Regions from separate parts of the Homo sapiens genome. Here region 2 is linked to region 1. Evidence: read pairs that join two places in POLR2A ChIA-PET (ENCODE). Cell type or tissue: PC-9. All regions are shown on one strand. Each heading gives the region's core, and the rest is flanking DNA. Links, peaks and the distances in the headings are about the cores only. Region 1 has its middle 440 kb from the start of LINC02789. Region 2 overlaps KIF21B (kinesin family member 21B).

Region 1 (16,540 bases), core at 3,994-11,993:
CTGTCTTCTACTTGTTCAATTCTATTGCTGAGACTTTCCAGAGCATATTGCATTTCTTTTTTTTTTTTTTTTTTTATTATACTTTAAGTTCTGGGACACACGTGCAGAATGTGCAGGTTTGTTACATAGATATACACGTGCCATGGTGGTTTGCTGCATATTGCTTTTCTATAAGTGTGTCCAGTGTTTCCTGAAGTTTTGATTGTTTTTTCTTTATGCTATCTATTTCCTTGAATATTTCTCCCTTCACTTCTTGTATCGTTTTTTGGATTTCCTTGCACTGGGCTTTGCCCTTCTCTGGTCCCTCCCTGATTAGCTTAATAACTAACCTCCTGAATTCTTTTTCAGGCAAATCAGGGATTTTTTCTTGATTTGGATCCATTGCTGGTGAACTAGTATGACTTTCTGGAGGTGTTGAAGAGCCTTGTTTTATCTTATTACCAGGGTTGGTTTTCTGGTTCCTTCTCGTTTGGGTAGGCCTTGTCAGAGGGAAGGTTTAGGGCTGAAGGCTGTTGTTCAGGTTCTTTTGTCTCACGGGGTGTTTCCTTGATGTAGTACTCTCCCCCTTTTTCTATGGATGTGGCTTCCTGTGAGCAGAGCTGCAGTGATTGTTATCTCTCTTCTGTGTCTAGCCATCCAGGGAGTCTGCCTGGCTCCAGGCTGATACTGGGGGTTGTCTGAACAGAGTCCTGTGATGTGAACCATCTATGGGTCTCTCAGCCGAGGATACCAGCACTGTGTTTGGTGTATGTTCTGGGTCCTGTAGGAGCAGTCCGCTTCCTTCAGAGGGTCTGTGGGTCCTCTCGGAATTCCTGGTTTGTTCTTGTAGTCATTTTCGAGCTAACATTCACGATGTGAACCTCCACATGCTACTCTGTCCATCTGTGTTGGAGCTGCAATCGAGTCCTGCCTCCCATCCACCATGATGATCATGATAATTTCATTACTTCTCTGTTTGTTTTACCTGACATGGTACTTACAATCCATGCCAAGTTCTATTATTACATTAGTAAGTACATATCAGTTTAAGGTTGCAAGTGTTGCAAATTTTTAACCTTTTTTTCTGAATTCTATTTTATCCAAAGAGGAATTATAACCATTTTGTCTTCAAATGTGTCAAACAAGAGCTGCTGAGCTCTGTATTCATCACATTTATTATACTGAGAAAACTATGTTAGCTTCTATAGATGTTAAAAATGCCTAGGATTATTGCTTTCAAAGTTTTATTCTTCAAACGTTTCTAAAATTTATTTTTGATTCACTTCTACTTTTTTCTTTTGCTTTCTAATATTTCCAAATTTTCCAAGCCCTGTTGCATTTTATTTTCCTCCTTAATCATTTTTGTAGCATCATCAAAGTCAGTGCCATCTCCAAATATAATCTGTAAATGTTCACTCCTCCTTTCAAATAATTAATTAAGATGCTACATAAAACAAGACTTGCTCCTGGCCTTTTTGCCATCCCATTGAATATCTTCTCTCAATTCAGGGTGTTGCCATTTTTTTATTATTTGCTATTTCAGTCTCAGTGACAGGTTGTGTAACCAAATCAATTTGAAAACATTTTCTTGGAGGGCTTTATAATGCAGTGTTTCAAATGTCCTACCAAAACTCAGTACATTGCCTCTACTGAGTTATTTACTGATACAGTATTACTTTTTTTCTAACTTAAAAATCTATGAGTATCTGTTAAGTTTAATATTTTAGAATTTCACTGTTCTTTCTAGTTTTTCATTCATCCCCTTTGTTCAAGGCCTTACTATATTTTTCACATAATGAACTCATTCCTTTTGGAGAAACTGAAAAGGAATAAGGACAGGGAAATTATATCTGTGAAGGTTAAGGAGACCTCTACAAAAGCAATAAGGGAGATATTTAGTAAGGTTTTATGGCCAACCTAAAAGTAAAGTACAGCCAGATGTGATGGCTCATGCCTGTAATCCCAGCACTTTGGGAGGATTACTTGAGACCAGACTGGGAAACATGGCAAAACTCTGTCTCTACAAAAAATACAAAAAATTAGCCAGGTGTGGAGGCATGCGCCAGTAGTTGCAGCTACCTGGGAGGCTGAGCCCGATTGTTGAAGGCTGCAGTGAGCAGTGATTGTGCCACTGTACTCTAGCCTGGGTGACAGAGTGAGACCCTGTGTCAAAAAAAAAAAAAAAAAAGTAAAGTACATAAATAAATTGCCCTTATACTAATTATGACCATTTAGATGTGGCACAGGCATATGCATAAGTATTAATTAAATAGCTGAAAAATAGAAGGCTAGGAAGCTTATCATGTTATAGAAGTCATCTATTCCTCCTTTGTTCGTTCATTCAGGCGGGTATACCAAAGTACCACAAACTGGGTAACTTAAAAACAACAGACACTTATTTCTCACATTTCTGGAAACTGGGAAGTTCAAGATCAGGGTGCCAGAGATTTGGTGTCAGGCAAGGGCCTATTTATCATTGATGGTACCTTCTCACCATGTCCTCACAAGGTGTAAGGACCGAGGCAGCTCTTTGGGGCCTCTTTTATAAGAATGCTAATCCCATTCATGGGAGTTCCACCCTCATGACCTAGTCATGTCCCAAAGGACTCTTTTTTTTTTAGACAGGGTCTCCCTCCTGTCACCCAGGCTGGAGTGCAGTGACGCAATCACAGCTCTCTGCAGCTGTTACTGCCTGGGCTCAGGTGATTCTTCCACCTCAGCCTCCCTAGCAGCTGAGACCAAAGGCATGCACCACCACACTCTGCTAATGTTTGTATTTTTTAGAGACAAGGTTTCATCATGTTGCCTAGGCTGGTCTCAAACCCCTGGACTCAAGCAATCCGCTCACCTTGGCCTTCCAAAGCATTGGGATTACAGGTGTGAGCCACCCCATCTGGCTGGACTCATCTCTTAATACTATCACATTGGGGGTCAGGTTTTAACAAATGAATTCTGAAGGGACATAAACATTCAGACTAAAGCATTCCCCCTTCCCAACTCCACTTCAAATCTCTTGCTATGTCATATTAATGTTCTTATGATACACACAACAGGAAGAACTTCTGCAGTATACTTTTAAGGCTTTTGCAGGCCAGACATGCTTGCTTTTCCTTTTGTCTTCCTGGCATTCTTTCTTGATGTCTTTCCTCAGTTCCTACTCTTTTCCCCTGCTATTTTGTGTTGAAGGGCTGCAGGGCTCAGACCTTGACCTACCTCTTTATTTACACGGACTCTCTTGGTGAGCTCATCTCAGTTGATGCCAATTTCATTTTATTTTCTTCAGTTACTTGATCCAAAAATCTTGCAATTATACTTGACTCCTATCTTTTCCTCCCTTTGCCCATCAATCTGTTAGGAAATGCTGTCTGTTCTGTCTTTAAAGTCTTAAAGTATAACCTGCCCACTTCTCACCACTCTTGGTCTGAGTCACCGTCATCTCTTTTCTTACTAAAATAGTCTTCTAACAGGGCTTCCTGTCTCCATCCTGTTACTTTAACCTCAAATCAGGTGCCAGAACACATTTTTTAAAAAGTAAATTACTATGTCATTGTTTCTGCTGAAAATCCTGAGATGGCTGCCTGTTTCATTCAGGGTAAAAGCACAAATCTTATAATAACCTATAAGACCTCACATTATTTCAAACCCATTACACTTCCATGATTTCCTTTCCCTACCACTCTCCCCTTACTCCCTTTACTTCAAGTACCCTGGCCAACTTGTTGTTCCTTGAAAACATCAGGCAGCTCCTACTTAACAGCTTTGCATTAACTACTCTCTTCACTTGGAATGCTCTTGCTCTGGGGCTACTCTCGCATATCCTCATGTCCTTGCTCTCCCATCACCCTGTCAATGTCTGGCATTGACCACACTATCCAATACTGCTCCCTGTCTTCACCCCTACCTCCTGCACATGTGCCTGATTCCCTTCCCTGCTCTATTTGCTCTCACTTTCTCTTTTGATAATGTGTGTTAAGTCTGTTTTGTGCTGCTATGAAGGAATACCCGAGGATGGGTAATTTACAAAGAAAAGAGGTTTATTTAACTCATGGTTCTACAGGCTGTACAAGAAAGGCATCCAGCGTCTGTTAGGCTTATAGTGAGGCCTCAAAAAGCTTCTACTCATGGCAGAAGAAAAGGAGATCTGCTGTATCACATAGCAAGAGAGATGCCAGGCTCTTTTAAACAATCAACTCTCCTGTGAACCAAGGGTAAAAACTCACTCATTACTGTACAGAGGGCACCAAGCCATCCCTGTGACCCAAACACCTCCCACTAGGCCCCACCTCCAACATTGAGGATCACATTTCAATATGAGATTTGAGGTGACAAACATCCAAACTATATCATAATGTATATTTTAATTATTTTTAAAGTGGATTGACATTTATCTCTTCTTGCTAGAGTGTAAGTTCCTCTAGGTCAGGGAGCTGTGATATTTTGTTCACCAAGACATTCCAAGAACCCAGAACAATTCTGGAACATAATAGATGCTTGGTGGGTACATGTGAAATGAATGAAGAAACAGTCTAGTAAAGGACGTAGACAAAAATAAAGATGATTGCACTATATTGCAATGAATTCTGAAAGAGCTATGTATCAGGTGCTAAGGGAGCACAAAGGGGGCATCTGATCTATTCTGGGGGCTCAGGTGAAGGTTCCTAGATAAGAGGACAACTGAATGGAATCTTCAAATATTAGTAGGCTTTAGTCAGTGGAAGAGTTCTTAGTAGAGAAAATAGAACAGAGACTCTTCAAACATCAAGTTGTGCATTAAATTAGTAGGTTTAGAATGTTGCCTTACCAGTGCCCGGTGAATAATCAGGTGAATGAGATCAACAAAGAGAGGCTGAGCTGATCAGAAACACTGAGTGCAGTAGGGTGGCTGGGCAGAACTTGGCATCAGAGAGATGAAGAACTTCCTCTGATTATTTAAAGATCAATATCTCTTCCCCTACCACCCAAATGAAATCCTGAGAATCTGTTCTATACACAGATAACTCTTGGTAAGCCATTCCAGAGTGTTAAGGAAATGAGAAAGGATGTGATTTACGATTTCAAAAGACCCTCATTCCTCCAGGGAGAATAGTCTGAAGATGAGCAAAAGTGATGGCAAGGAGACCTTGGCTTACTACTACAGTGATTCAGGAAAGGGGAGACTGTGGCCTGCTTTGGGATGATGGCAGTGTCGATAAAGAAATTGAACAGTCCTGCCAGTCTTTGAGGCAGTAGACATTTTAAACTATAATGCTATGGGGTTGCTGGATTACATACTATGCTTTGAAGTGAGTGGAAGTAAAGATAAAATTGCAGGAGAGACTTAGAGTTACAGGTAAAAGGAGAGAGCAGAACTTGGATCCCTGGCTTATGTGGTTATTCTTTTCTCCAACAAATATGTCTTGAATGCTTATTTTTAAATGGTGAACACTAGTCCAGGTGCTGAGGCTGCAATTGTACATAAATAAGCCTGGCCATTTCTTTCTTTAAATTTGTAGTCTAATGGAGAATAGGCAAGTAAACAGGAAATTTTAACATAGCATGATGATAGTAAAGGAATTTTAGGTATCACAAAAGCAACAAATGAATGCAGGGGCAAGAAAAAGTTGCTAGGAATAAAATTTAAACTGATATATCAAGGATATTGAAAAGTAAAGAGATTTGAAAAGGAGGAATGATGAAAGGGCTTCAGTGAAAAAAATGAAGAGACAAGAGAGGTGGGGATCTTCTCAGGCTTCCTAAACTCCACAATGATGCAACAGCTGACTTCTCATATCAAAGATGTCTGGTGAGGTCAAGGCCAGAAGATCACTTGAGGCCAGGAGTTCAAGATCAGCTTGGACAACATAGTGAGACTTTGTCTCTACAAATTTAAAACACACACACACACCAAGTTAGTGAGCCACGATGACATGCGCTTCTAGTCCTAGCTACTTAGGAGGCTGAGGCGGGAAGATTGCTTGAGCCCAGGAGCCCAAGACTGCAGTGAGCTATGATTGTACCACTGCACTACAGCCTGGGCAACAGAGCAAGACTCTGCCTTAAAATAAAGAAGTCTGATATGGCAAGCCAGGTGAATCTTTGGAATCAGCTGAGTCTTTCCTGAGTTAGAAAACTGACTTATCCATTTGTGAGAGCTGTTCACTAACAGTATTCAAAGACTTTCCTTCTATAATCAGAAACAAAAATTTAAATGGAATATATCTGAAACATTTACACATAAAGTATGAGTATGAATGATAACAGATTTGTTTCTGTTTTGATAAGGAGATGGGAGAGTCGATTACATTAGAAAGAAAAAAAGAAGCATAAAGGTGAAACTACAGATCCTTTACTGGACCAATGATTCTTTCTATTCAACATTAATTGATGATGTTTCAGTGCTCTGAATTTATATCTTGATTCTAATGGCAGGGCCTTCCTTGCCTTGCTCAGTGATGAAGACCCCTCTGTCCTGTCCAGTGAATGAATTATTATTTTAGCTGTGGTAAGAATGTTTAACATGTAATCTATCATCTGAACAAAATTTTAGGCATAACAATACAGTATTGTTTACTACAGGCATGATATCATACAGCAGATCTCTAGAGCTTATTCAACGTGTATAATTGAAACTCTGTTTCCATTGAATAGCACTTAGAGAGTGAGTTTTTTTACGCCTCTCCTTGTTTCCCCACTTTGATAACCTGCCTAGTCCCCCAGGACATTCCAGACCAGGCCCAATTCTGTGCTTGCTAATCCTTTCAGTCTGTTGCCTTCCACTGAAATCCAGCCTTCCATGTCTCTGTAAGGCCAACCCCATGTTTATCTTTTTGTCTACACATTACCTGTACATTCTTTTCTTTTACCCTGCCCTTAGTCACTTAATAGCCATCTTGGCTATCACATCCACTCTGTTGGTATTGAAACACTTGTATTCGTATAACCCTTATTTTACTTAATAATGGCCCCAACATGCAAGAGTGGTGATGCTGGCAGTTTGGATATGCCAAAGAGAAGCTGTGAAATACTGCTTTTGAGTGAAAAGCTGAAAGTTCTTGGCTTCATAAGGAAAGGAAAAAATGGCATGCTGAGGTTGCTAACATCTGTGGGTAAGAACAGAGCTTCCATCTGTGATATTTTGAAGAAGGAAAAAGAGTTTCGTGCTAATTTTGCTGTTGCACCTCAAACTGTGCGTTTCAGCCACAGTACATGGTAAGTGATTAGTTAACATGGAAAAGGCATCAAATTTGTGGGTGAAAGGCATGGACAGAAACATGTTCTTATTGATGGCAATTGGGTTTGATACTATCTGAGCTTTCAGACATCCACTAGGGGTCTTGGAACGTATCCCCTGCTGATAAGGAGGGGCTGCTGTACTTGATTTTAGGAAAAACTTCTCAGTCATTCTCACAGGTAGAACTAAAACTAAAGAATGAGTGGAAGAAACTGTTACCCGGAGGCAGAGTTTTGGAATCATATTATCTAACAAGAAGACTCAGGTTTTCCAAGGGGCAAAGTATTCCTAAATTCATTCTTCTATCCTATCCCTATTACCACTATTTCACTGTTGTTCCCCCAAATCACTCTATTAGATCTCAATACATTTTTTTTTCTTGCCTTTAGATAGAAGAAGAATTTGTTTGGGTAAAGATTTAAAAGGCAAATTCATTAAACAAAACCTGATTTTTCCTTGCTGTATTGATTTTTATACAGTTATTTACTTTATGTTTACTTGCCAAGTTCATTCTTTAAGAAAGTGGCTCAAGCTATAGGTAGCTCAATCTATCTACAAGTTTCACTATAATGAAAAATTCACATGATTCTTATGAAAAAGGATCTTATGGCCATAACACTAAGCTAGAATTTAAGGCACAAGATCACTTTTCCATTCTGCTTTTTATTAACTCTGGATAAAATGGAGAAAATACTGGCTGGCCTGGGTACTGTGAGGATAATTTGGTAATGTCTAAAAAAATTATATAGTTTGCCATATAAAGTTAATATTAATGCTTTAAACATTTTTAATACAAAGAAATAAACATTTTTGAATAAATCTATTTTCACTTGGTTGATCAAAAATTGCCATATAGTATCCACAAATATGTGTATTTAAAAATATTTAAATTGCCGTGAGTTCACTGAGGAGAATTTGTGTGACAAAACTGTGTGCAAAGTATGAACATGTTTTCAATTTGAAACTGGCCTGGAAAATGACATTACTGACATTTCCAGTGGCCTAAAATATTTTGTCAACATTAGTTAGAGCTAAATTTTACAAAGTATTCTGGGCCTGCCAAGAAACACAAAGAAAGGACAATTAATTGAATTGCAAATCCAGGGTAATTTGTTAATTTTAGTGTCTGAGTAAATTTCTCAACTTCCTTAGTATGAAAAATATATTTTAAAGAAATCATATGAAACTTACATAAAAATAATAAGTTATATGGATAAATTGTTTATGGGACAATATTTTCTTAACGAGCTACCTGCTTTGGGGTATTATTGTGGAACTTTACTAATGTAAAGTTTATATCATATTAGATCTCACAAAGAGATTTTATTTTCTTAATGTATTCCTATTCTAATCCAAATCTCAAAAAGGCAGCCATATCCAACCTTATTGATGATGTTTCTATATATTTTGTAAGTATGTATATTGTATTAGAGAGCATTGTGACATTAAGAGGAGTACAGTGGCTGTTTCAGCATCAGTTTCATAGGTCTGCTATTCCAGTTTGGGATATGTTGGGGTGAGTCAGAATGGGAGTCACAATGGGGAAGTTGGTTTGTCAATATCCTGGGGCAAAGTATCAGAAGCTTTACTTTATTCATTCATCTAGAAGCCATCAATCTCTGAGGGATTGATAACTCTATAGCAAAACAGAAAAGATTGCTAGAGATCCTAATGTACTAATATCCTCTCTGTTTTTCTTTCATAGAATTACATAGTGATTTGGAAACTAAAGTAAGGAAAAACTTCAGCAATGAGATTTGCTAAATGTTGCAATGTATAACTGAGGGAGTCCGTGTGAGTGTCCTTTCTGTATATCTTTTAAAAATAGGAACAGAATTAATTATCTACGGTGATTATAGATTAGCCCAGTGCAAACAGGAGGACGGATCGTAATGGTGGTTCCTGGGGAATCTCTATGAGGACGCTGTTTCCTGTGGCATCTGTCAATACCTATTACTGTATTTTTGTTGCATCTCTAATCATCACTCTGTTAGATCTTACCACATTTATTTCTTGCCTTTAGACTGAATAGGAATTCATTTTAAGGAATATTTAAATGGCAAATTTAGAAAGTAAAATTGGATTTTCCTTTTCCACATTAATTTTTTATATAGCTATTTATTTTTACTTACCAAGTTTGTTCTTTCAGTGGCTCAAGCCACAGACATATATTCAGGAAAAGCTCTTGCAGATTTTGTGAATCAACAAATATTCAGTATCATGTTTTTATGTTTATTCAGTACCTCTCACCCATACCCCAATATATCAGAGCAGTGGGTCACTGACCATTAATAAAATTTTATTAAATTGAAATTAATTAATAATTTGCTCTTTTTAGCAAGTAATAGTGAAAAGTTTTCATTGCTTTTTATTTTCAATTTACAGCAGGTTTATTGGGAGATAACCTCATTGTAATTTGAAGATCATCTGTATTTCAGCGTATTTTATTATACAACAGTGAATAATTAGAAATGTGCCTTTTAGTATGCATGTACAGAAATGCATAGACAAAATATCAGTGAATCTCATTCATCAAAATATTTAAGCTGTGATCACACCACTGCATTTACTTTGGCAACAGAGTAATGATACTACCAGTCTCAAAAAAAATAATAATAATTCAATTTGTTTATCCTATGCTAACCATTTCCAACATTTTAAATCCTAATTCCTACAGACTGACTTACTATATAACTTAGCTTTTCCATTGCTTTTATAGAAGTTGCTTTCCTATAAAAATGTGAAATTCACAATGCTCATTAATTGAATTTATTATTCTTTCAAGAGCCATATGAATTTATATCTTCACATTTTTATATTTTTTGAATATTTTTTCATCTATAACTTGATTTATAATGAGTTTACAGCAGTTCCAGATGCATTTATACATCTGTTCTTCTAAAACAAGTTAGAATTATTAGTTTAGCAATTAAGAGATTTAATGTATTTTATGTGCATTTCAAAGGCAGCATGGGTGAAACAAGTTTTGTACAGAGTGGTAAATTTGCTATCCTCTTCTTCTTGACAAACATAGTGTAGAGTTAAAAACAAAACCCCTGTTATTATGAAGTAATTTTATATATACAAAGTTTACAGAGATTTTACAGAGGGTTTCTGTATAGCCCAGTTGTCCTTGTTAACCTCACATATCACCCTGGTATATTTAGAAAAACTAAGAAATCAACATTTGCACATTACTATTGACTAAACTTCAGATTTTACTCAAATTTCTCTAGTTTTTCCACAAATGTCTTTTTTTTTTTCTATTCCATGATTTCGTCTAGGACACCACATTGCATTTTGACAAAGTTTTTATTAGAACAAAATTTTAGAATTGGGACTAAATGTCTACTTCCCATGAAGAATGCACTGTGTGTATGTAATGCCAAAACAAGAATCCCAAATCCATGTCAAAGGAGAGAAAAGAATGCTTGCTCTACTGTCAAAGGGTGCCTTGGAAGAAACCAGTTCTGCTACTATTTGTTAGTTAATTTTAAAGCCTTTCTCTGGCTTTCCTCATTTTATTCAGTTGAGTAAAAGTGAGGAAGAAGCTGCACACTTGACTGACTCTCTGCCCTAAATCCTATCCCACTTCTCCCATCTCTGGTAACCCAGTAAACATTCTAACATCTTAAATTCTTTTCCAATCACCCACCCTCTGTAATCTAAAGTCTTCAAGAATGTTCTTGCTGAAGTATCAGTGGATTGCTCTAACAGGGCAATCATTCCTCTATGAAACAAAGCCTGAGATACCCATGCTAGTTCTTTTATATCAGAATGCTTTTATTGGGGAAGGAAGTTTGGTAATGGCTTCTGGAAGTTTATTTTAAAAAACCCAGTCTGGAAAAATTTTTAAATCATTTTTTGTCATTGCTACTACATTATCCACTGATACTGAGGTAATTTTTTGTCCTAAAATATTTTCGGGGAAGGATATAACTCCTTGGCATCCCGGAAAAGCTGTCATTTGACATCTGCCCGATAAGCTTCCCCGTATGGGGCTTTGATGAAAGGGCCGATCCTCCAACAAAGTTTCAAACTGAGGTGACTGTGGAGAAAGCCAACTTTGCAAAAATAACAACTTTTCAGGCTATTAGATAGCATCTTTGGAAGCTATAATTTTACTTTTGAGATTGATTTTCTGATAAATAAACCTGCAGCTTTAAATCTAAAGATTTAAAGTCATATGTTAACACATAACAATAACTATACATTTTAAAATTTTAGGTTGACATTTTAGTCAAATAAGCAGTTTTCTCATATGAGAATTAAAATTCTATTTCCTAGAAATCTATCAGAAGGCTTATATAAGACAATACTACTTCTGAAGTATTAAACATTTTTCCTCTGTAGATCTCATTTATATACTTATTTAACTGACAAAAGTCGTGTAAACTTATTGTGCACAACATGTTGTTTTAAAATATGTACATTGTAGAGTGGCTAAATCAAACTACTTAACATATGAGTTACTTTACATTTTTGCCATTGTTGTTGGTAGTGGGAGCACTTAAAGCCCTCTCTAAATCTTTGTTTGTTTTTGTTTTTTGAGACAGAGTTTCACTCTTGTTGCCCAGGCTGGAGTGCAGTGGCACGATCTCGGCTCACTGCAATCTCCACTTTCTGAGTTCAAGCGATTCCCCTGCCTCAGCCTTCTGAATAGCTGGGACTACGGGTGCCAGCCTCCATGCCTGGCTAATTTTTGTATTTTTAGTAGAGATGAGGTTTTTACCATGTTTGCCAGGCTGGTCTTGAACTTCTGACCTCAGGTGATCCACCCGCCTTGGTCTCCCAAAGTGCTGGGATTACAGGCATGAGCCACTGTGCCTGGCCCCTCTCTAGATTGTGAATACAGTTGTTTTGGAATGATAGCATTACTTTCATACATAAGAATATTCATTGAAACCAAACTGGGAGATTTTATAAGAATATACTCTGCTTATGTTGTATTACTATAAGAGCTCCAATCTTGGGCATTTTAGATAGAGGTATTAGGATGTAGCCTTGTCCTACGAATTCATGTTGATTGACATGGAAGCTATTTAAAAGCTGGTTTGTTCTTGATCTCTTTGCTGTTCTTACTAGCGACCTCTTTTGATTTATTGCCAACTTGGATCTTGGGTTGGCCTATATTCTGAGACCAGACTGTACTTGACCTGAAGTTTATAGAGAGCCCTGGCTAGAGTTATTGGCTTTGTAGCCAGTTCTAATTTCCTGGTATTCTGATCCTTTATTATCTGGTATCCTGCCTGAGTCTTTGACACTTTGTTGCCTAGGTTCAGAACCTGAGTAACTCCTTCCTCTTGCTTGAAACTTACACTCGTGAACCGTGAACCATGAACCGTGAACCGTGAACCGTTTGCCAGATTCTGACCTGAGAGAACAGCTTACCTTCTACCCTACACTGACCTAACTGAGCTGTTTTTGCCTGTCTGAACCTATGGTACTACCCTATCCCTTAGACTGTAACCGTTTTTTTAAGACTAATTAAGTAAAGCTGTAGGAATGGTTGTATTAATTCATCCTTGCACTGCTATTAAGAAATACCTGAGACTGGGTAATTTATAAAGAAAAGAGGTTTAATTGGCTCATAGTTCTACAGGCTGTACGGGAAGCATGGCAGCTTCTGCTTCTGGGGAGGCCTCGGGAAGCTTTTACTCATGGCAGAAAGCAAAGCAGGAGCAGGCGTCCTACATGGTACGAGCAGGAGGAAGAGAGAGAGGGGGAGGTGGTATACACTTTTAAACAACCAGATATGGTAATTCACTCACTCACTCACTGTCACGAGAACAGCACTGAGGGGATGGTGCTAACCTCTTCATGAAAACGCCACCCCCATGATGCAATCATCTCCCACCAGGCCCGTCTCCAACACTAGGGATCATAATTCGACATGAGATTTGGTGGGGGCACAGATCCAAACCATATCAGTGGAGAGGGAAAAACATAAATCCGTAACTGGCTGTGATTAATTAGCTGTAAACTCCATTCCACTTGGACCAGGCTGGACTGTAACCTCTGGATTGATATATCTGAAAAATCTAATTGGGTCCCTGATCTTGACTTTCTTAGTTCTCTTATATCTGTTCTGTTCAATTATTGAGCCCCTATTATAAGTTAGGAATTGGGTAGATGAATATAGGGAATATAGAAAAAAACAGTTCCTGCATTCTTGTAGCTTTGACTGGGCTGAGCATAAGAGACAAACACACAGATTACTTTTTGTTGTTGTTTTTGTTGAGACTGAGTCTCCCTCTGTCGCCCAGGCTGGAGTACAGTGGCGCGATCTCAGCTCCCTGCAACATCAGCCTCCCAGGTCCAGGCAATTCTTATGCTTCAGCCTCCTGAGTAGCCGGGACTACAGGCATGGGCCACCATGCCGGGCTAATTTTTTTGTATTTTAGTAGAGATGGGGTTTCACCATGTTCGCCAGGCTGACCTTGAACTCCTGAGCTCAGGCAATTCACCTGCCTCTGCCTCCCAATGTACTAGGATTACAGGCCTGAGCCACCACGCTTGGCCTCAGATTACTTCTTGAATATTTAATGCAGGCTCAAGGATATTTCCTGGGTGAATGATACTTGAGTTGAGTCTTAAAAGATAAGTAAAAATTAACCAGGCCTTGGGAACCTCCTGGCTGCTGGGTAACATGGCAAAGGCACAGAGGTGTGGACCAACATGGTGTGCAGGAATATGACAAATGCTGTTATAACTAGAGTGTATGTAAAAGTTTTATTTGCTACCTCCTGCATGTCATATTGTGACACGTTAGTTGCAGAGAAATCAATGTGACAAGGTTCCAATGAGGTTAATTCCATATTAGATTAAAGGATTTAGCAAGTAGAAAGTACTGAACTCTATCTTGAGTTGTGGTTTAATTAATTTGCTGTGTTTGGGGTGAGAATTGAGGTGAAACAAGAATCCTCTTAGATAATTTGTTTCTTCATTATGATACCAACTCACTGATTTAATCAAGACTCACCTAATTTTCATAAGTTCTGCTGTGAATCCAGATCTCACAATGACCAGTAGATACATTTCCAGAAGGAAGTAGTTAGTTCTTGCAGTTATTGACCCTATACCTTTACCGATAGCAGGGTAGCTTAATCAATATTGTACAATGAATTAGTTTCTATTCATTGATAAACATTTTTGTTGAGTTGGACACAGTGAGAGAGGTAAAAAAAAATTGCTACTGCACTGAAAAACATAGGACGAAATAGTGGCAAACTATACAAGACAGTAGTAATTCAAATATGTAATGTGTTGTACAAGTATATAGTGGAGAATCTCCTAACTGGGTTAAGTGCTATGCATTCTCTCTGTGTCACTTGTTATCTTGTTCTAGCCACTTCATTTATAAGATGTGAGGGTTTTGATTGATACCTACAGTCTTTTCTTTTATTTATTTATTTTTATTTTTTATTCTTTTGAGACAGAGTTTTGCTCTTGTCACCCAGGCTGGAGTACAATGGCACAATCGCGGCTCACTGCAACCTCCACCTCCCGGGTTCAAGTGATTCTCCTGCCTCGGCCTCCTGAGTAGCTGGGATTACAGGCACCTGCCACCATGCCTGGCTGTTTTTCATATTTTTAGTAGAGACGGGGTTTCACCATGTTGGCCAGGCTGGTCTTGAGCTCGCGACCTCAGGTGATTCGCCCACCTCAGCCTCCCAAAGTATTGGGATTACAGATGTGAGCCACTGTGCCCGGCACTTTTCTGCTTTTAAATACAATGATTTTAGAAAGTCTGTATATGAACTTTGGGCTTGTACCTAGATATCCCAGTGTGTGTAGGGAGCCCTGTATCTCTGCAAGGGGATCCATTAGACCAAGGATATTAGATCCAGCACTTCTCCTTTTTAATGCATGTCATAAGCACATGATTTTATATCATGTCAGAAAAAGGCTGTTGATATAAAGGAAGAGAACAAAGAATGAGAAGAACTATATGAGTCAAACTCCATAGATGAAATGTTGTTTGGACTCAGATACAGATGATTACATTAAACATATTTCCAAGTTCAAGGAAAATTATCATGATTCTAGAATTATCATTTCTTCCTTTTTCTCTTTTATCCCTATTTCTTACTTTTATTCTCTTCCCTTCCCCCACAGGCAGCAGTCCTTTTTGGCACCAGGGACTGGCTTTGTGGAAGACAGCTTTTCCACAGACCAGGCAGGGCATCAGCAGATGGTTTCAGGATGATTCAAGCACATTACATTTATTGTGTACTTTATTTCTATTATTATTACACTGTTATATATAATGAAAGAATTATACAACTCACTGTAATGTAGAATCAGTGGGAGCCCTGAGCTTGTTTTCTTGCAACTTGACAGTTCAATCTGGGGGGTGATGGAAGACAGTGACAGATCATCAGGCATTAGATTCTCATAAAGAGCATGCAACCTAGATCCCTCGCATGTTCACAATAGGGTTTGTGCTCCTGTGAGAATCTAATGCCTCTGCTGATCTAACAGGAGGTGGAGCTCGGGGGTAATGCAAATGATGGGGGGTGGCTGTAAATACAAATGAAGCTTCACTTGCTCACCTGCCACTACCTCCTTCTGTGTGGCTTGGTTCCTAACAGTACTGGTCCATGGCCTGGGGGTTGGGGTCCCTTGTTCTAGAGTGTTTTAATGTGAATCTTTCTATTTGCAATTTTTGTTTCTAAATATGTATTGTGGTTTTGTGTCACTTTATCTTAGAGTTATGCATAAGGTATTGCAATATTTATTTTATTCTGTTTCTTATTTTTTCCCAACTAGATGTATAAGATCCATTTATGTTACTACGTGTACATCTAATCTGTTGCTTAAATCAATGTGGGCATCCACTATCTTTTTCCTATTAACTCTACCAATAATGGATACTCAAGTTGCCTTGGAGATAAACATCCTCATACAGGCCTTTTTCGGGACCTATGTGAGAGTTTATGTACATACACACACACACACACACACACACACACACACACAGAGCCAATGGATCTTGAGGAATGTGAACGTGTATTTTGATTAAGTGCTCCAAATCCTCTCTAAAAATGTCAAACCATTTTACCTCTTCCCAAGCAGTGCACAAGGATCCTTACACCTCCCTATCACTGTCTTTACTTGGCATTGTCAGCTGTCTAATTTTTGCCAGTTTAACAGGTATAAAGTGCTATTGCATTGGTTTTACCAGGCATGATCAGCAAGAGCCTTGACAGAGGAATGACAATAGCTAAACGAGCTGCCTCTGTTTCTAAATTCCATGAGGCTCTCATTTCTTATTCTTCTGTGGCCATTAAAGAGGGATACGGTTGGGGGAAGATTCTTCTTCTCTGATCCCTATCCCTTCAAAAGCTT
Region 2 (8,000 bases), core at 1-8,000, 1.4 Mb before region 1:
GGGCAGGTGCCCCCAGCTTGTGCGATGGGGCAGCCAGAGAGCTTGGAACCAGCAAACAGCCCTGGAAACGTCTCCCCATGTGTGGGGCTGGTGCTCCCACATCTCCCCGTGGCCCCCTCCTCGCTCCTCCCTTGCCAGCCGAGAGACCCTGGCAGCCCACTCCTGGGGGAGAGTCCCAGCTCCCAGACCAGCCCACCCACCTCCTCCCCTGCTCTCCCGAGGCCCTCATTCCTCTGCCTGTCTCTGCTCCGCTGGAAGAGAATAACCTGCCCTCTGACCACCCCACACACTGCTGCCGCCTCTGCGTCCCTCTGTGTGTGTCTCCTCTCACCCCCTAATCCAGCTAATTTTCTGCCCTCCCCAGGTCTGATGACAGCGACTCCTCTTTGTCGGAGGTCCTGAGGTACACACAGAATGTCTCTCGTGTTTGGTTCCCCACTCTCACTCTCGGCACCCTCTCTTCTCTGTCTCTTGCTGCATCCCTCCCGCCTGACACCCGTGTCCTCAGCATGCGGCCCCTCCACTCCCCTTCCTGCTGCCCCCCTCTCCAGACCTGTTCCTGCCCCCATGGTTCCTCTCTCTCAGGGTGGCCACAAGGCCTTGGACTGCGCCAGCTAGAGCTGGGGGCTTGGGGAGGGTGCACAGTTGCTTGTCGCAGGCCCTGTTCTCTTCTCCCTCCTCACCTGGGCAGGGAGGGGCGCAGCATGGAGGCCTAGGGGATGCTGGGCTGGGGCTGAGTTCTCCACGACTGGAAGGCAGGGGAAATGCTGAAGGCTGCTCCTTTTGGGGGTGCCGGTGGTGTGCTCTGGGTCCTTTGATTCCCTCAGCTTGTGCTGGGGGTGAGCTTTTCAGACGTTGGCTCTGGGAGGGGCACCATGGGGGGAGGGGCACCATGGGGGCAGCGCCCCTTGCCCACACCTGTTAGCACACAGATGTGTGGGTACCTCCCCTTCCCGCAGCCTGTGGGATGGCTGGAGGCTGGTTCTCCCAGCCAGCCGAGCATGACACCGCACAACGAGGAGCAAGACTCAGGACCTGGGGTCCCGAGCCCCTGACAAGCCAAGGGCCCCTCGTGGGCTGAGAGCTTCCTCGGCTCTCCTGGTGGGCTGTCTCAGCTCCTCGAGCCTCCAGCCCTGAGTGTCGACAACTGGTTTACTGTGAATCATGAGGCTTTGCCACCACAAGATGTTAGCCAGCTGGCCAGGCTGTCATCGGGGGGAGCATGATCCCTTTGACATAGTTCTGTGGCCATGCAGTGAAGCCAAACCATTGTCAGAAGCAGGGTGCTGGAGCAGCTTGGGGAGCTATTTGTGCATGTGTGGCACCTGGCTGGCAGCTGGACGTATCCGACCACCATCCTCAAGGGTGGGCCTGGCAGAGTCTGGGGGGAGCTGTGCCAGAAGCGCCACAGGCAAAACCTTGATCATTTCAGTAGACCCTTGGCCAGAGTCACTGTCAGGAGCAGCTTTCTCTTGGGAAAAGAAACAAAGCTAGGATATATTTTCAGACATGACTCAGCCAGGGTCTCATCCCAAAAGACCCTCACTGAGAAAAAAATCATCTTCAGAACCTCAGGAAGCTGGATGTGGCAAAACCCTCACGCTCACTTGGGCCAGCCTCCTTCTCGCTCCCCTAGCATCATGGGAGCGAGGAGGTGTTGTTCCAGGTCCATACAGCCCCATTCCAGAGAGCCCCAAACCTCCTACCCAAAGCCAAGCCAGCCCCAAAGGGATTTAGCCCTTCGTAAATGCCAGTCACAAGTTTGACCCCGCTGGTCCAAAAGGAGTGTGTATGTGTACACATGGCTCTCTGCTTGGAAGATGCTAGCCTCAGAGGCAGTTACCAGCAGAAGGGTTTACTGGGATCAGGGTGCATGGGGGTGATGGCCTGAGCAACCCTCCCTCTCAGCACCCCTCCCTCACACTCGGTTAACTGAAGCAGCATGCAGCTTCTGGTGGAAGCTACAGGGCCCAGTTCCAGCCCCTGGGCCTCTGCCCTGCCCAGCTGGACCCGGGCGCATTCACATCTCAGGATCTGGGTCAGACATTGTCAGATAGGAACTCTCTGTGGACAGAGCCCACACCTCCTGCACCTTCTAGCTGTGCCTAACACCGGGTTTGCTTCCCCAGAAGTGCTCAGGATGGCAACTGATGATTGCTGATTAAGACAGGCTATCTCCACTCTGTGTAGCCCGTTCCCGGCTCTCAGACCTTGGTGGAATTTGGCTGGAGTCCTTAAAGTCTCTGTTATTTGGTCCTCATCCCCTCCCTGCCCTGTCCCCATCCCACACACGTGCCTTGATCAGCCTGGCCACAGTCTCCCTGGCTGACGAGCATGCCTTCTCTCCCTCTCTCCCGGGAAGGGGCATCATCTCCCCGGTTGGAGGAGCCAAGGGTGCACGGACGGCCCCACTGCAGTGTGTCTCCATGGCCGAAGGCCACACCAAGCCCATCCTCTGCCTGGATGCCACAGATGAGTTGCTATTCACAGGGTCCAAAGGTATGTGGAACGCCAACTAGCCAGGTAGGGTTGGGGTCTCCTACTCACCCCTGCTTCCTTTGTCAGAGTGGTCTGTGAAGGAGAAAAGAACATAGAGCCCCCAGGAGTTGAGGATATGGGGTCTATTTGCTTACTACCCTTGTTTCTTACCTTGGCTCAAGGCCCCCATCCCATGCATCCTTGGCCAAGCCTTCCCTCATACCTGACCTGGTGGCTCCATCCAGCACTTCCTTCCAGACCTTCCAGGGAAACTTCAGGAAGCTTCTTGGGTGCCCCACCTGTACTTGCACTGCCCAACATCACCCCAGCTCATACATCTAGGCACTCCCTATGATCTCAGCAGCAGCACTTTACAAAGTCACGCTCACCTGATTACAGCAACAAAGTCAAACATTTTACCAGCAGATAGGCTGGGCACAGTGGCTCATACCTGTAATTGCAGCACTTTGGAAGCATGAGGCAAGAGAATTGCTTAAGCCCAGGAGTTTGAGACTACCTGCGTGGGCAAATAGTGAGATCCTGTCTCTACAAAAAATAAAAAATTAGTCACAATGACATGTGCCTGTAGCCCCAGCTACTCAGGAGGCTGAGGTGGGAGGATCGTTTGAGTCCGGGAGGTCAAGGCTGCAGTGAGCTGTGTTTGTGCAATTACACTCCAGCCTGGGCAACAGAGCAAGACCCTATCTCAATAAGCAAATACAAAATTCTTTATTTACTCTTTCATTCATTCATTTTACCGACAGAAAGAACTAGTCTGTAATAGACACGCATACTATAACACAAGCATAAATATAGCTCTCCACGGCAGTAGGGGGATAGCTGTCAATCTAGGTGTGATTGATTGATTCCAAGTTTTCCCATAACATTTGCTTGCACTGGTTCATTTGCTTTGTCAGCAATTAGTGTTTGGAGGAACAGGCACCATAAAAGCTTAAGAATTTTATTTTAGCCCTGGACACCTTAGCAGTATGGCTCACAAAACTCTGGTGTTAGTGGAAAGTTTGCTTGAGGAACCCTGGTCTGAAGTTCTGAGGGAATTCTCTCTTCCCTGAGTTTTTTACTAGCACACACATGCCAGTGAGCACATGTGTATGTGTTTTTTTCCTCTTCAGACCTGGAGCTCCGTCCTCTGGAGCCCTGTGGATCCCTTTCCCCTATCCTGGGCAGCCCCTGCAGAGGTGGAGCTGCGCCCCCTAGTGGCTGACATCCCTCCCCTCCCTGTGGCTTCCTCCCATCTCTCACAGACCGAAGCTGCAAGATGTGGAACTTGGTTACGGGACAGGAGATCGCAGCTCTAAAGGGCCACCCCAACAACGTGGTCTCCATCAAGTACTGCAGCCACTCGGGGCTTGTGTTCTCCGTGTCCACCTCCTACATCAAGGTGTGGGACATCCGGGACTCAGCCAAGTGCATTCGGACTCTCACGTGAGTAACCCCCGCCTGCCTCACAGTGGTCGGCTGCAGCAGGCTGTGTTGGGTACAGATGCTCCCAGCCCAAGTGACCCACTCAGCACAGCACAGCCCGGCTACATGGGCACAGAGACCATTACCAGCCTATGAACTTGGCTTGACCCTGGGGTACAAGGTGAGATCTCTTGGTTTGGGAGACAGTGTCTGGGGCAGCACCACTAGAGGAATTTTTGGCCTGCCTGGCCTCCACCCACAGCCCAGTCCCCCAAGCCCTGCCCCTTGAGGTGTGTTAGATATCATCCTATGAGTCTGAAAGAGGAGCTAGGAAACAGGGTGAGCCTCCAAAGCCATGCTGGCCACTGCCTGTGTAGGCGACCACCCAGTCATGGCCCTGAGCCCTGCCCCGACAGTCTCAGACACACAGGCATAGGGCAGGGGAGGCAGAACTGAGACCAAGAGCCTTGCAAAATAAAGTGGTTTTTTTTAGCAGAAGTCATGCTACATCCTTACATTAACACTGTAAGCTACAGTCTATTAATTTGATCCTTAAGAAGTAAACAGGCTGGGCACAGTGGCTCATGCCTATAATCCTAGGTATTTTGGAGGCTGAAGCAGGAGGATCACTTGAGACCAGGAGTTCAAGACCAGCCTGGGCAACACAGGGAGACCCTGTCTCTACAAAAAAAAAATTTTTAGTTAGCTGAGCATGGTGGTGCATGCCTGTAGTCCCAGCTACTCAGGAGGCTGAGGTGGGAGGGTTGCTTGAGCCCAGGAGGTCGAGACTGTAGTGAGCCATGTTTGTGCCACTGCACTCCAATCTGGGTGACAGAGCAAGACCCTGTTTCAAAAAATAATAATAATGAATAAAGTAAACAGAGGGTTTTTAGGGCAGTAAAATTATTCTGTATGATGCTGTAATGGTAGATGCATGCCATTATACATTTGTTCAAACCCTTAGAATGTGCAACACCAAGAGTGAACTCTAACATAAACTATGGACTTGGGCAATAACAATATGTCAACATGGGTTCATAATCGAAACACAGGCAGCTTTCTGGTGGGGGGTGTTGATAATGGGGGAGACTGTGCCTGTGTGGGAGCAGGGGCATGTGAGAAATCTCTATCTTGTGCTTAGTTTTCTTGTGAGCCTAAAACTGGCCTTAAAAAAAAAAATAAAGTCTTAAAAAAAAAAAGTAAACAAGGCTGGGCGCAGTGGCTCACACCTGTAATCGCAGCACTTTGTGAGGCCGAGGCGGGCAGATCACCTGAGGTCGGTAGTTCAAGACCAGCCTAACCAACATGATGAAACCCCGTCTCTACTAAAAATACAAAATTAGCCAGGCATGGTGGCGCATGCCTGTAATCCCAGCTACTCAGGAGGCTGAGGCAGGAGAATTGCTTGAACCTGGGAGGCAGAGATTGCAGTGAGCCGAGATCACACCATTGCACTCCAGCCTGGGCAACAAGAGTGAAACTCCATCTCAAACAAACAAACAAACATAAATAAATGTAAACAGGCTGGGTGCAGTGGCTCACGCCTGTAATCCCAGCACTTTGGGAGGCTGAGGCAGGCAAATCACCTGAGGTCGGGAGTTCGAGACCAGCCCGACCAATATGAAGAAACCCCGTCTCTACTAAAAATACAAAATCAGCTTGGGATGGTGGCGCATGCCTATAATCCCAGCTACTCGGGAGGGTGAGGCAGGAGAATCGCTTGAACCCGGGAGGCAGAGGTTGCAGTGAGCCGAGATCATGCCATTGCGCTCCAGCCTGGGCAACAAGAGCGAAACTCCATTCAGAAAAAAAAAAAAAAATAGTAAACAGAATGGATATAATCACCTCTTTTAACAGATGAGGAAACCGAGACTCAGAGAGGTTGATTTCCGGAAGATCCATGTTCACACCCACTCTCATGACTGAGCCTTACCATCTTTCCAAGCCAGTGACCAGGCACATGGGCAGGCCACATGGGGAGTTGACTCATAGGGGACTAGAGTGGAGCTCTCCCCTGGGTCTCACTTATGGGAGAAGCTATTGCTCTTCTCTGTCAGTCAAGGAAGACTTCCTGGAAGAAGTAGGTTATTTGGGCTGGTCTTAGTGACGTTTTATTGGTTTCCTGCACTGTGCACATGGATTGTTTTGACCTCTGGCCTTGCCTTTCTCCGATGGGCAGGTCCTCGGGCCAGGTGATCTCAGGGGATGCCTGTGCCGCCACATCCACCCGTGCCATCACCAGTGCTCAGGGCGAGCATCAGATCAACCAGATCGCCCTCAGCCCTTCGGGCACCATGCTGTACGCCGCCTCGGGCAATGCCGTCCGCATCTGGGAGCTTAGCAGGTCAGCGTGATACCTGGGGAGGGAGGAGGGTTTGGCATTCCCAGGCAAGGTCCCCAGGTCTTGGTTCAGGGGGACCCACCCCAGGGTGGGTAGGACCTCAGCAACACCTTTATTCCCCCCATGCTGCTGGGCCTGTGCCCTCTCCAGTGAGACTGCTGGGATGCAGGGTAGCTCATGTCTAGATTCTTGATCTTGCCTTGAGCGAGAGGGGAGGGTGAGTACCCTGACCAGGCCTATTTGTTTTGGGGCAGACACCCCACCCCAACCCAGGGTCCCCTCTAATTCACCTACCCCTGGCTGGGCCTCTTCCCACTGCAGGTTCCAGCCTGTCGGCAAGCTGACTGGCCACATCGGCCCTGTGATGTGCCTGACGGTCACCCAGACGGCCAGCCAGCATGACCTCGTGGTGACTGGCTCCAAGGACCACTACGTTAAGGTACCTCAGCTATGAGGCCTGGGTCGGGGCTGGTCTTCCACTCTCCCCAATCTTTGCCCTCTGTTGCCCTGGGAGTACCCATGAAAAATTATAAGACTTCTGGGGATGTCTGCTGAAGAAATCACCCCAAAGAAGGCAAGAATTTATGTGCAGAAAGTTATAGATTGCAGCATTATTTTGTAACTGGTGAAAAATTCATAATAACTTAAATGTTGAAGGGTAGAATAACAATCAAATTATGGAAAATCCACTAAATGGGATGCATTGCAGCTATTAAAATGATAAATAGCAAACCAAACATGAAGTATACAAACACTAATTTGTTTGCTCTCTGATTATGCCATTGAAAACTGTCCATACACAGTCAGAAACTGAAAGGAAGCAGGCCAGGCGTGGTGGCTGACATCTGTAATCCTAGCACTTTGGGAGGCTGAGGTGGGAGGATCACTTGAGGTCAGGAGTTTGAGACCAGCCTGGCCAACATGGTGAAACTCTGTCTCTACTAAAAATACAAAACATTAACCAGGCATGGTGTCGGGCGCCTGTAGTCCCAGCTACTTGGGAGGTTGAGGGAGGAGAATCGCTTGAACCCGGGAGGCAGAGGTTGCAGTGAGCCGAGTTTGCACCACGGCACTCCAGCCTGGGCAACAGAGTGAGACTCAGTCTCCAACAAAAAAGAAACTGGAAAGAAGTAGGGTTTTCAGGGGTGGTGGGATTATGGTGAATATTTAGTAAAAATCAAAAGAATTCTAGAGGGAGGCTCACACCCTAAACCCACCCTTCTCCTTAGCAGCTGCCTGTTGAGCTGTGGGGTCTCGGCGTGATGAGCTGATTCACCCCTGCATTACTTGAGTTGGTCTCCTCCCACCCCTGCCCCAGTATCCACAGGAAGGGTCAAGATCTGAACCTTCCGTGTTCCCAGTCCCTTAGAAGGAGCAGCCCCACCTCCAGGAACCCTCGCCTGCTGGGAAGCTCCTCTCCCCAGAGGGCAGTGGCTGTCACCCTAGCCAGACTCCTGGGTCTTCAGGCCTCTGGGTCCACAGTGCTGTAGGCCCTGCCTTCCATCCTCCCACTTGGCCTCTCCCTACTGGCCCCTCCTCCCACAGATGTTCGAGCTGGGCGAGTGTGTGACGGGCACCATCGGCCCCACTCACAACTTCGAGCCCCCGCACTACGATGGCATCGAGTGTCTCGCCATCCAGGGAGACATCCTGTTCAGTGGCTCCCGAGATAACGGCATCAAGAAGTGGGACCTAGACCAGCAGGAGCTCATCCAGGTGGGGTCAGGAGGAAAGGGAGAGGGTAGACTCGGGTAGG

Evidence for each region. Peaks named below come from ENCODE experiments on the same cell type or tissue, not always from the same donor. Only the 100,000 strongest peaks of a DNase experiment are listed, where the experiment ranks them.
Region 2: POLR2A ChIA-PET joins it to region 1 with 8 read pairs; 1 of 35 experiments calls an interaction of 5 or more read pairs at or near these places.

The regions. Positions count from the first base shown.
Region 1 is chr1:199,577,773-199,594,312 of GRCh38, reverse strand. No RefSeq gene overlaps it. Among named protein-coding and RNA genes, the nearest start is that of LINC02789, 440 kb to the right of the region's middle. In PC-9, for the core only: no CTCF peak of the experiment used is centred there; DNase peaks (open chromatin) are centred at 8,712 and 10,742.
Region 2 is chr1:200,975,459-200,983,458 of GRCh38, reverse strand. It overlaps KIF21B (kinesin family member 21B), which reads left to right. Exons shown (of 35, transcript NM_001252102.2): 28 at 365-403; 29 at 2,363-2,499; 30 at 3,744-3,924; 31 at 6,083-6,247; 32 at 6,566-6,683; 33 at 7,790-7,960. Among named protein-coding and RNA genes, the nearest start is that of KIF21B, 44 kb to the left of the region's middle. RefSeq lists enhancers at 3,622-3,771, 5,596-6,795. In PC-9, for the core only: CTCF peaks have their summits at 3,502 and 3,704 (motif pointing left); a DNase peak (open chromatin) is centred at 3,678.